Regions from separate parts of the Homo sapiens genome. Here region 1 is linked to region 2. A link is an interaction called in ENCODE POLR2A ChIA-PET data of the cell type or tissue named here. Cell type or tissue: MCF 10A. All regions are shown on one strand.

What was found. ChIA-PET counts read pairs that join two places held together with the same protein. Peaks named below come from ENCODE experiments on the same cell type or tissue, not always from the same donor. Only the 100,000 strongest peaks of a DNase experiment are listed, where the experiment ranks them.
Region 1: POLR2A ChIA-PET joins it to region 2 with 6 read pairs; 3 of 35 experiments call an interaction of 5 or more read pairs at or near these places.

What each region holds. Positions count from the first base shown.
Region 1 is chr13:39,019,438-39,021,937 of GRCh38, forward strand. All of the region lies in intron 9 of PROSER1 (proline and serine rich 1), which reads right to left. Among named protein-coding and RNA genes, the nearest start is that of PROSER1, 17 kb to the right of the region's middle. RefSeq lists a silencer at 1,675-1,969. In MCF 10A, no CTCF peak of the experiment used is centred here; no DNase peak of the experiment used is centred here.
Region 2 is chr13:38,951,746-38,954,245 of GRCh38, forward strand. No RefSeq gene overlaps it. Among named protein-coding and RNA genes, the nearest start is that of STOML3, 38 kb to the right of the region's middle. RefSeq lists a silencer at 1,956-2,128. In MCF 10A, no CTCF peak of the experiment used is centred here; a DNase peak (open chromatin) is centred at 1,286.

The DNA of each region.
Region 1 (2,500 bases), 68 kb after region 2:
CCTGGGAGGCGGAGGTTGTGGTGAGCCGACATTGCGCCACTGCACTTTAGCCTGGGCAACAAGAGCAAAACTCTGTCTCAAAAAAAAAAAAAAAAAAAAAAAAGGGAGAGAATATGGAAGTAAAATGATATATAGAATAGTTTTAAGTTTTTGTATACTGACAACCATTAAGAATAAGAAGGTAATCATTGGCGATATTAGAGAAAATTTCTAAGTTTGGGTGGGGTCAAGGAGAGAACAGTTGTTAAAAAAACAAAATGGCAATTTGACCAATACAATTTAGCAAAAGGTAAGAAAAACAAAACTGGAATAGAAGAATAATGAAAATAAAAATAAAATGGAAGGACTAAGAACAAATGTGTAATTTTTATTATTAATAAAAATTCCTATTAAAAGTCTAACAGGTTTAAAAATAAAAATTCAGCTATACACAATTTACAAACCAAGCCAATCTACCAAATAAAATCATAGGGGAAAAAAGTTTAAAATAAAGGTACAGGCAAAATATTTTTTATGAAATAAAAATAAAGTCAGGACAATATTATTACTGAATAAGGCCTAGGAAATAAAGAAATATTTTATAGTAAGACTATAACTCAGCTGATATTATTTTATATCTATCTAGAAAACTCAAGAGACTTAAAAAAAAAAAAAAACTAGAGAGGGTAATTAGTAATAAGCACCTAGAAATGAAACATTCTATTTATAATTGCAACCAAAAATATCTCTAAATTCTATAGACAGATTTAAGGAACAGAATCTGCATGTAGAAAACTACAGTATCTTCTTGAAAGGAATAAAATAAACCCTGGGGAAGAAAACACTACCAGCTTGACGTGATATAAAGATATATACACATAACTGAATGGTAAGACTTACTATCATAAAAATGTCAGTTCTTCTGAAATTACTATATAGCTCTCTCTCTGTACACACACACACACACCCCTGTTGTTTTAAGTTGCAGAAAATGATCTTAAGGTTCAGATGGAAGATTTCTAACGATAATAAAAATACAAAAATATATAAGGGGGAGCCTGCCTTATGAAACATTAGAACACACTACAAATCTGGTAGTAAAATTAGTATATAATAATAAAATAACTACAGTGGAATTTTAATAAAGAACACATCAAACTCATGAGTAAAACAAACAACAACTGATATAAATAAAAATTAATTTTTTGTTAAAAAACACAAACAAAAATGTAAGCTAAATTAGTCTACCAGACTGGCAAAGTTAAAAAAATGAAAATCTTCCATGTTGAAAGGGTGTGAAGAAACTGTAGCCTCATATACTCTTATGGACAGGTTTAAACTGGTATAGGGTTTTTGGAGAATAGTTTGACAACATATGGGAAACCATTCATTGTTCATATCCCATGTTACCAAAAGACCCACTGAAAAAGGTTGGCCTGGCAAGTGTTGGGGTGTTTTAGTCCTTCTCACTGCTTTTTTATGAGCCCTTCCTCTCCATGGTAGGCATAATTTACTCAAATGGTGGCATTCATTAAGTCAATGATACTTCTCCATAGCACGTCAAAGTTTTACCACTCATGAGAAATAGTTCTTTTTCCCATAACTAGCCTGTGTTTACATATGTGACCCAAGGCCACTTGAATGGAGTCTTTTATGTCATTAGCAAAGTAAATGGGGAGACAATCATGCCAACTGGCCGTGGAACTTAGGCTACAGTGGGCTGAATTCCAGCTCCTGCCCTACCTCTGACAGGCACGGGATACCCAATTCACCCCCTCCCCAAGTAATTACTCTTCTAATCTGCATGTGATAAACTGCCTTTGTGCAGAGTATTCTTTGCTATCCCGCTGTCAACTCCATACACAGTCATCCATCAATTTCAGTTTCTGACAGTTCCTTTGCTGAGTCAGAAAGGTGCCTACCCTAGTGTCCAAAGATTCTTAATAAAAGTTTAGAGGCAGAAAGTCCCCCAGCTCTCTTCAATCTGGCACTTAATAAAGATCCTTGAAAAAAAAGTTGATACTTTGATCTCTCTTGGGTTCTCTGTGCACAAATTCTAGCATTTCCCAAAGTTGCTTAAAGAACCACCAGTAGGTCATTAAAAAAAATAAAAATACCAGGCACCCCCTATCACAATACACTGAATAGAATCTCTACAAGTGGGGAACTAAAGGTATTTTTTTAAAAGTGCTCCAGGTAGTTTCAGGCTACAGAGAAACCACCTCACTGTTGCTTTGTCATTCCTCATATTTGATTATCAGTCTGTTTTCACCTGTTTCTTCCTTAACTTAATTCAATTAAATGGCAGCTTCATTATTGGGTCAACAACCTTTAACAGTATATTATGCAAGCAGCTCACGTTTAATTTAGTGGGGCTGATTTGGATGCCTCTCCTATGAGTTTCCATAGCACCCTAACCCTATCACAGCACTGATCATTCCAACGCATCTCTTTGAATCTAAGATGCCACTTGCTATAAATCACATTCTAATTTCAGAGAAATTAAACTATAAAAAATGTG
Region 2 (2,500 bases):
GCCTGTGGATAGGAAGGAACTGATGTGGTAAAAAGGAAAAGACTGAGTTCGTCATGGCAGAAATGACGCAAATAAATGAACCTGATAAAGAAGAAATGTGAATCAATATCAAACCAAGAATGGTTATTTAAGCTTTCTGCTTTCAACAGGAGTTTTTTTGTTTCATTATCACTGCATTATTTTCAACTCTGTTACCTCCAGAAAACAGAGCCATTCAGTTTTATTACTTTTTTTTTCTATTTGTTTGAAATTAATTTGTCCTACAGTCTGTAGAGATTGTATGCCCTCTTTTTTCGTGGTTTAAGGAAGTCAGGAAAAAAAAAATATGTGCTCTCCTGAACACTCGTCTAAGGCAGAGAATCTCACCGAAGTAGAGAAAAGCTCGCACTCGCTGAAAAACAATGGCTCAGTGAGAGCAGCTGAAGTTGCGTCTGGTCGTTGTCTGCTGGGCTCTCTGTTAGCTGCTGACCAAATCCTGTTTTAGTGTAGAGATTGTTTTTCTAGCTAGGATCCTTTCTTAAGTGTGCTTAATCTGCTGTAAAAAGGTGTTCATCTCTGCAGTAAGTGTTACTGTAACTGTTTTTAAAAGTGCACTGCCTTTACCTTGGCAAACTTTGTGCCAATCAGTATCTATTCCAATGCCATTTCTGCACACATACATTAATGCTCCGACATTTAGACGGGTTGGAATTGGGAATGACTTTGTTGAAGACTTATTATTAACTATTGTATGGTACTTATATATTTTTGTATTCCACTGTCCCCACCTCTCACCCTCCAAAAACTGATGTGATCTGTCTTACAATAACAAAAACATTTACAATAAGGCCAATACAATAAGAGATAAAATCAATACTCACAAAAAGAGGACAAAGTATTAATTACCACTACAGTTGGATTTGACATTATTTGTATGATTGAGTTTCAAATACGTCTGTAACCTGCATAAATATGAACCAAGCTCACACAGTTTCACCCATGGTGCTGATCTGGGAGAACACATTCCTGCATGGACATCTGCTCCCTTTTCCCAACTGCCCAACCCATCAAGAAATGGCCAAAGTTTGGTTTAAGCCGATTGTAATACAGTATTTACCCCTTACTTGAGATTTTACATTCTGCAACTTCAGTTACACATGGTCAATCAAGGTTCAAAAATATGAAATGGAAAATTTTAGAAATAAATAAGGTACGTGTTTTAAATTGCATGCCTTTCTGGTATTATGATGAAATATACTGTCCTGCTCTGTCCCACCTGGGATATGAATCATTCCTTTGTTCAACATATTTATTCTGTATACTCTACCTGCCCATGAGTCACTGAGTAGCCATCTCAGCTTTCAGATCAACAGATCCCAAAAAGGAGGGTGAATAGAGTATAATGATATGTTTTGGGAGAAAGACCACATTCACATAACTTTTATTTTAGAACAGTGTTATGATTGTTCTACTTTATTCTTAGTTATTATAATTAATCTGTTAACCATAATTTTAATTTATAACAATTTACCTAATTTATAAATTAAAATTTATCATAGGTATGTATGTTTAAGAAAAAACATAGTATATATAGGATTTGGTACTAGCCACAATTTCAGGAATCCACTGCTGTCTTAGAATACATCCCTCATGGATAAATGGGAGTCATATGTAGCAAAATACAATCAAATAATACAAAAATGTCTAACTGCATGGCTAAAGAAAATATACACATGACATTCGAAAAGATAAAAGGATCAGTAGTCATCATAGCAGCTTCAAATTTATAATATAGGGTAAACACACAATATCCATGTAAAGTCGACATGTTACATCAGAACTTGAGTATCTGTGGCTCTCAGTAGCAAATTGTATGTTCATGCTGGAACTGCTCTATGATTCGAAGTGAAATCAATTTTTATGAATTCAGATGACACCTATAGACTTTACTGAAGGCAGCCTGATGAAAAGCAGTGGTGGAGGGCCCTAGTTGCATACTGCAGCTCCCAAACCAGACAACCACAAGATGCCCACAGCTTGTAAGAAGTACAGGAATGACCATAACCACCAAGACAGCACCGTCGGCTGCTGGCATGAGGAGAGAGCGGCAAGGGTCAGCAACCACTTGTAACAGTTGTAACTGCTAGTCTGACTATTCCTTTGCAATGGCTTATAAATTTTTGCATTTGTAATTTATTTAATGAGTATTCTACTAGCTACTTACTATGTACAAGGTAGTATGGTAAGTAATAGGATACATTGGTGATTAAGCCAGGTACTCACTATCCTTATGAGCTTACAGTGTGAAAGAGAAAGACTTTAAGTCAGAATTATACAAATACTTATCCTATTGTATTAAGTTACTATTATACTATGAAGGATGCCATACAGTGAATTATAATGTGATCAAACCAAGACTGGAGGGGTGGAAGAGAATCAGAAAAATGCATCTTTTTCTGTCTGCCACTAGACTCACAGCTCTGCTACCTGCACCCTGGACACCTCTATCCTCCACTCCTAT